Regions from separate parts of the Mus musculus genome. Here region 2 is linked to region 1. The links are chromatin contacts, found by Hi-C or POLR2A ChIA-PET in ENCODE. All regions are on one chromosome and are shown on one strand. The core of a region is the stretch at or near the end of the contact, and the rest is flanking DNA. Distances in the headings are between cores, read along the strand shown.

Region 1 (3,952 bases), core at 1,223-3,722:
GCAAGGATCTAGCTTTGCTGGTCACCGGCGGCTTGACCCTGGTCCGTTGCAGCCTCAATCCGGTGCTTTATGCCTTTTTGGGCCTGCGTTTCCGCCGGGACCTGCGGAGGCTGCTCCAGGGCGGAGGATGCAGCCCGAAGCCCAACCCTCGTGGCCGCTGCCCCCGTCGACTCCGCCTTTCTTCCTGCTCTGCTCCTACTGAGACCCACAGTCTCTCTTGGGACAACTAGGGCTACAATTCCAGAGAAGGGGGAGGGCTAAAGAAACAATCCCAGGGAGGGTAATAGAAAGGGGAGTAAGTAGGGGGACGTTGAGAAAGACTTCAGGATCTAAAGAGATTGCCTCTGCGCTTAATTAAATTGATTCTGTGCAAATGAGATGCAACCCAACTACTGTTACTATTTTTGAATTACCAGCTTTGGTTGCAGCAAGGCCAAGACAGTGGGTTACACCCCACGCCCCTGCTTGCGTCTCAGTGGGAGGTGTGAAGGGACAGGGGTTGCTGAGTCGGCTAAAGCTTTGAGTACTGACACGCCCTATGCTTCACTCGGTCTCTGCCAACCGAGGTGAGGTGGGAAAGCTGCCAGGTGAGGAGGGGCGGGGTTTCTCCTCGGGAGTCAGTGTAAGAAAGGGCTTTCTAATAACCCTATCGCTATCCAGTAGTGGCTGCTTTAGCAAGTACCTAGATCCCAGCGTGTGAAATGTATGGGGTGATGCTGTCCCCAGCTGTACGTGCGTGGGTCTGGTAGAGGCTGGAGGCAAGAGATTCTAGTTTGGGGTAGGTTTTTGGATCCCTTCTAAAGTCCTGCTGTGCAAAGAAAAACGCTAATTAAAAAGTTGAGTCTGATGGTGTGTGGACTGGATACCTGTAGCCCCAGCCACTCCAGAGGTTGAGACAGGAAGATCAATAATAATAACAATATCCTGCCTAAGAAGAAATAGAAAAATGTCAAGGTGGACTTTTCTACCTAGGATATATATATATATATATATATATATATATATATATATATATATGAATGAGGGGGATTGCAATTTGCAAATTTTCCGAGAGGTGTTACTGGGCCTGAGCTCAGAGTGTGGGGCGCTTGCCCACTCTGATTATTTCCCCTCGGGGATCAAGCCAAAGGAAATGAGCATAGCTTGCCAGGAAAGGGGAGGTTAGATATCAGACAGAACTCTCCAGCAGGCAAGTGTCTAGGATCTTGAAGAGGAAGGGAGGTTATAGTTGTGGTCTGGCCCTCAGAAATCTCAGCATACACCACTTCAATCTGGAAGTACCATAAGGATGGCTTCTAGAGATGGTGCATTGATTTCTGGTCCTTGCTTTGCACAACTGCCAGGATTGTGCTCCAATGAGACAGTTCTTCCCAGTTTAGAATTCGGTCAGCAAAGTCAGACCACCGCTCCAGCCTGGAGTCTAGGGGCAAAAAGGGCGTGGCGTCCCTAGGGAGGCGTTGGCCTGAAGTCTGCACTTCGTCCAGCCTAGCCTAGCCCAGCCCGGCTAGTCGTGTGTCCTAGAGCCTCTGGCGGTGTAAAAGACTTAAAAATTTGGCCTCTTGGAGTCAGAAACGAGGAGAAGCTCGAAAACTGCGCAGATCCTCCAAGAGGCGCACACTACCCACCGGAGCGGACCTGGAACCCTCCGCCCGTAACCGCGGGAATCGCCGCTGAGTCAGCAACGCGCTCGAGTATGTGCGCGCTCCCACTGTCTAAGCTGTAGCGCGAACCCCGCCCTGTATTCTTTAGCGCCCTTGTTAACCCCTTCTTGTTCAGAAATGCAGCATAGTCGCCCTGAGAGGCCTCTGATCTATTGATTTTCTTAAACCACAGAATCCCCGAGCATGCCAAACCACTCTCCCCATTCCAGTTCAATGCCCTGTAAATTCACTTTTATTTCAGATCTTTGTCTGAGGCTTCCAGGAGTTCCTTTCTCAGCTTTTTCATCTCAAAAGTGGAGGTGGCTAAGATCTAAATCTGGACCCTTTTAACTCCAAGGATGGAGCTGCCTTTGCAGCTAGCTAACTCTCTCACACGCAGGTGTGGAATGCCTTGAAGGTAGTAAGGCTCTTTGTAGGGATTCCAAGATGTGACAGGTAATCACAGGTCAATAGCCTAGCTTCCTTCCAGCTTTATGCCCTTCCTTTTCCAGACCTTCGAAAAGGGTTTTTTAATTTGCTGCTTGGTGAGCCAAGAGTTAAAACAAGAGCACGAAGGCGGTCCTACGTGACGCCACAGACACCCCGTGTCCGACCTCAGAAGCTCCCTCCCCAGTCCCCCCCCCCCCCGCCCCTCCCTACTGTCACTCAGCCAGAGACACATGATGCAACCCGCCGCGGTTTCAAGCTTGGGATTGGTCTCCCTGACCGGCGCCAGGAACAATGATTGGGCAGAGGAGGCTGTGACGCAACGTAGACCCTACCCTGTGAAGAAGGGAGGAGAAAAAGAACAGGGAAGGCGGAGGGAAGGAGGGGGGGCAGAGAGGGAGGCGGGGTCTGGGAACTCTGCCCGCGCCCCCAACGCGCCAGTCCCGGGGCTGCAGGGAGCGCAGCGCGCGCCGCCCGGGCCCCGGCCACCGGACGCCCTACCGGACACCACCCTCCTTGGAGCTTGGACAACCGCCCACCACGATTGCTGCACCAGACACTGCTCCTACAGAGCTGGACACTACAACGAACACTACTTCCCAGCTCCGGACATTGCTCCCGGCTCCCTTCCCCCGGCCCTGGACGCTATCTCCCCCCTCCTCTGCCCGGGCCCAGACAGCGAGCCCCCAGCGGGCTCTGGTGATAGTCCTTTTGCACCTCAGCGCTGGACACTGCCTCCTTCCGGCCCCCTTCTTTCCTCTCGTCACACCTCTTCTCTACCCAGTTCGGGTCGGAGTACCTCCAGTTTCTCAGATTCCCTGCTGCTCAGGCAACACTGCCTGCGCCCCCATTCCCAGGCTGCTCGCCCGGATGCCTCTCCCCGGGGGATTGTGGTGGCTTCTCTGCTGCCGTCGAGGCTTCACTCTTCTGCACCGGGACTACGGGGACGGCGAGCTTAGCGGGGACGGGGACGAAGACGAGGACGACGAGACCTTTGAGCTAAGGACCCCGAGTCCAGCGGGCGGCGGGAGGGTAAGTCTACAGGGATTTAGAACCGAGTTCAATCTTTCTCACTACAACCGGCCGTCACGCCTGAGCCTGCTCCATACTTGGGCCAAACGCAGTCCTCTTGGCCAACTGCAAATGTGGGGGAGATTCTTGTCTGAGGGCCAGAGCCCCGGGAGCTCCAGGGGCAAGTAGCCCTACTAGGGATGCGCCTGTGGGCTTCGCGCTGCACACAAGGCGCTGTCCACCTGCTGGGGGCCCTGAGGCAGAGGAGGCGTCACGCGTGGCCCAACCTGGCCCTGCCTCTCCCTTCCCTGCCGGGCCCGCGTCCCATCCCGTCTCCTTCCGCCTCCGCCAGAGCCAAGGAATGTGGCGAGGCCGGCTGGGCGGCTGGAACGCCTGGGTTCGCTCTGCTCTCAGTTCAAGAGCACTGGGGCCAGATGCGGGAGCTCCCACCGCAGTATCCTGGGCGAGGGCAAAAAGACATCCTAGAATTGGGGTCTGCATCAGGGACCCCACAAAGAAAAGGCTCGGGACGATGGCCCTTTGAGGACTTCTCATTATTCCGCCACTTAAGACAGAACTCTCTGCCTTCTCTGGTGAGGTTCCTGGGAAACCAGAGGGAATGGGTGAGGGTGACTTGGTGGCTGAAAATTTTTTTTAATCAAATCTCCTTTGGGAGAGAGACACTCAGGCACAGTTGGTGTGTAAGACCTCCATCTTTCGAGGAGACCTCTCTCACGTCCTTACCCACCAGAGGCAACCAGGCTTCTGTGTGCTGTGGCCTGGGTCCAGCTCCCATTTCCCCCCAACCCCGCTCAGGGGTCCCCAGCAAGTCCGGTGGCTCCATTCCTGGGTGG
Region 2 (3,594 bases), core at 119-2,618, 59 kb before region 1:
GGAAGCACAGCTCATTAACTGTCCAGCTGACCAGAGCTACTACCCTGCTGCTGCCCGGGGGTGGGGGGTGGGGTATGCCAAAGGTGTGTCCCGAGAGATCAAGGTCCTGCAGTAACTGAGCTGAACTTGGAGAGGGAGATGGGTATAGCATCAGCCTAGCAGTGGGGTTGGAGCTTTTAGAGTACCACAGTGCCCGTCCTTCCTCACCCACCCACACAACCTCCCCATCAAGCAATCTCCTGAAGAGGCAAGCTCCTCCTGCTGGAATTATTTATTTCGTAATTAACAAAGGCTGAGGAAGTCCTGTTTAATGTTTTGGCTTGGAGGCTCAGCGTTGAAGTTTCTAACTGCCCCGGACAAGGGTTTATTGTGGGCTTGCTCTTGCTTGCTGAATCAAATGCATTCTTACTATCCCTAAGCCACTAGGGGCCAGAGGCTAAGTACCGAAGGCAGAAAGTGAGTTTTCCGAGCTCAGAGGACAAAGTGTCCAGCAACAGAGAGGCTTCCAGAATCAAGCCACGGTTCCAGGCTCCATCATGTCCAGACCTCCACTGGCTTTGGAATTGTATTGGCCCCTAAGCATTCAGGGAGGGGTCTGACTCTTCCACTGGTCACACCACGTCCTGGGCAGCAGCCCCAGTTTCTGGTGACCTTCCTGCTGGGCGTTTAGGTTGCGCCTTGCTTTGTTTTCCTGTTTGGTTGCTCGCTGCAGGCAGCCTTTCTCTGCTTCTGGGTGGGAACTGGGGGAGGGAGGACGCCTCACTCCCATCTCCACAGCTGTGTTTACACTTCACTGTTGGGGAAATCTGGGGCCCAATCTTTCCACAGTCCCTCTGTGTCCCCCTCCAACACTTGCTATTTGATATCCCTGGGGGCTTCACAAGGGAGGGTCAGGACATAGGGGTGGTGTTGCTATCTGAAGGGATCTCAGATCGGAAGGGAGGAAAGGAGAATATGGAAAGCCCTGTTGACCTTCTGAGAAGCCTCATCTCTTTCCCTTTTTACCAGGGATCCAGGACTAACGGGATGAAAGTTCACTTAGAATTTGCCCATCCCAGGAGGAGTAGAGCACGTGATCTTCCATTTCTAATCACTGGGTTGAACAAAATCTTGCTTTGTGAAGGGAATGAAGGCGTACAGAGTGGGGAGCTCTTCTGGGCCTCATTGGGGCCGGTAGTCAGAGACAGAACATGTTAAAACCAATATGATTATATTGAAATACAAGTCAATTAAAGAGGATTTAAGAAAATAGTCAAGTAAATAACACTTTCCTCCAGGGAGCAAGTTGAGCTGGTATTAATCAGTCTACTTGTGTTGCCAGACTCTCAGCCAAGCCAGGCAGAATGGCTGCCAAGGCAAATGAGGCATTGGGTTTCAGAAATTAAACACATAATTTTATTTTTCCGCAATAGGGGAACTTTCAGAAAAAAAAAAAAAAAGAACCAGTCCTATTAGAGTGCTCGGCACACTGTGTCCAGTTTCTCCTGGCCCCAGAGGCCTCCAATTTAAGAGCAAGATGCAGAGTGAGAAGCCAGAAGCAGGCACAGCTATTCCTTTCTCTCTGCAGCTTCCTGGGAGTGGGACAGAGAGGAGAGGGTGGCTGGGGGTGGGGCCAAGAGAGGAGGCTGAGATGCTGGCTTTTCAAAGGTCCAGCTGCTGACCACTGGTCAGCAGATGTCATTGTAACCAGCCCACACCCAACAAAGACCTAAAGGGTTGCAAAAGAAAAAAAAAAGAGAGAGAGAGATTTAGAAGAGCTGGCCAAACAAAGGCTGGCTGATGGTATCTGGAAGAACATTGTCAGCTGAGAAAGTGCCTGATCTGGGGGGTTGGGGTGCGGGAGGATACCTAGCCCAGCCCAAGAAGAAGGAACACACTGGCAAGCAACATTTCGCCCCATAAACCTTCTTCTGGAGGATAATGACAAGGATAGACCTTCACTGACGAGGCTTACTTAACCTTGTGGTTAGTGCCATGCCAATTATTGTGAGGAACAGAGGGGTAAGATTGGGGGTGAAAGAGGAAGACTGCTAGGATGAATGACGAGGTGGGACTCTGGTGAGCTCCCCAACTCTCATCCTCCATAGCCCCAGGAATCGTTTCAACCCCCTTTCTTGCCACTTCAGAAACATCCCTGTAGCCGTGCTGCCTCTGCTAGCTCAAATGTCTTTCTTTTTGCATCTCCCGCTGTTACTTGGCACACCTCCCAAGGCCGGGTCCCCTCCCTTGGCTTCAGTTATCAGCCTGTTGGTGGTTCCCAAATCTCTCACTATGTCTCTCGGATATTCAGATCTTCTCAACCTCTCTGTAGATAACACACATTATTTTGAGAAAGTCAGGTATTGCCACAAGAGGATAGAAGGCAAAGAAGCTAGGGCCCCTAGCTCAGCATTCTCCCTGTTAAAAGCTTGGTGTGTGATTTCTTTGACCTCAGTCTCATGTTTTTGTCGCAGTTGTATCCGGTCAAGCACCTGACCTTCTCCAGGCAAGGTGAGGCTGGCCCTTTAGCCCACCCCAGTGAATCAATAGAAGCTTATTCCTCTTTGTTGGGGAAAATGTCTGATCTCTTTGGTCAGTGCTGAGACCTTTCTGCTCCTGAACTGAAATCCAGGAAACCTCTGCCTGTGTTCTTGCACCTTTGGCTCAATCTTATTTCTATCACTTCAGAGATTCTGTCTCTGGCAACACTTCACTAATTATAAATGCAATGCAGTGGGTCTCAAACTTGGCTACATTCTATAATTACTTCAAATGTTTTTACAACGCCGAAAGCCCAGGCTGTCCCTTAGATTGATTAAACATTATAAGGGAATGCCGAGCAATGGTGGCACATACCTTTAATCTCAGTACTTGGAAGGCAAGAGGAAGGCAGATCTCTGAATTTGAGGCTAGTCTGGTCTACAGAGTGAGCTCCAGGACAGCCAAGGTTACAGAGAAGAAAAAAGACCCAAAACAGCATAAAGGAATACTTAAGTTAATTGGTTATTGGACAAATAGATACAAGAGGAAAACAATAAAATGGCTTTTTTGCTTTTAAACTTATTATTATTATTATTATTATTATTATTATTATTTTTTTTTTTTGGTTTTTTGAGACAGGGTTTCTCTGTGTAGCCCTGGCTGTCCTGGAACTCACTTTGTAGACCAGGCTGGCCTCGAACTCAGAAATACACCTGCCTCTGCCTCCCAAATGTTGGGATTAAAGGAATGTGCCACCACGTCCGGCTTAAATTTATTATTATCATTATTATTACTACTACTAGCAGCAGCAGCAGCAGTGGGTGTGCGTGGGTGGGTGGGAGTGCCATGGCCACTTTTGAGGTCCCAGGATTAACTTTGTAGAGTTGCTTTTCTCCTTTCACTTTTGTGTAGATTGTGGGGATTAAGCCTAGGTCACCAGGTCACCAGGCTTGCACAGAAAGCACCTTTACTTTGAGCCAGCTCATTGGCCTAGAAACCCAAAGGTTGGTTTTCCTCTCTCTCTTTTTCTTTTCTTTCTTCTGTCCTTCCCTCCCTCCCTTCCTCCCATCCCTCCTTCCTTTCTGTATTCATTTATTGAGACAGAGTTTCATTATGTAGCTCTGGCTGTCCTGG

What was found. A loop is a pair of places that touch in the nucleus more often than their neighbours do. ChIA-PET counts read pairs that join two places held with the same protein, here RNA polymerase II (POLR2A).
Region 2: POLR2A ChIA-PET joins it to region 1 with 24 read pairs in Patski. The contact joins the enhancer-like site here to the promoter of Plekhh3 in region 1. A Hi-C loop is called at or near these places in 1 of 37 maps with a recorded cell type or tissue (regulatory T cell). POLR2A ChIA-PET finds 5 or more read pairs at or near these places in 3 of 5 experiments (Patski and embryonic stem cell).

The regions. Positions count from the first base shown.
Region 1 is chr11:101,169,892-101,173,843 of GRCm38, reverse strand. It overlaps Plekhh3 (pleckstrin homology domain containing, family H (with MyTH4 domain) member 3), which reads left to right and starts at 2,472. Exons shown (of 13, transcript NM_001346769.1): 1 at 2,472-3,119. The coding sequence starts at 2,958. It overlaps Ccr10 (chemokine (C-C motif) receptor 10), which reads left to right. Exons shown (of 2, transcript NM_007721.4): 2 at 1-846. The coding sequence ends at 230.
Region 2 is chr11:101,228,183-101,231,776 of GRCm38, reverse strand. No RefSeq gene overlaps it. Among named protein-coding and RNA genes, the nearest start is that of Ezh1, 3.5 kb to the right of the region's middle. Within about 2 kb of position 1,368, at least 3 of the 3 ENCODE cell types and tissues checked have a DNase peak (open chromatin) inside an H3K27ac peak, as active enhancers do.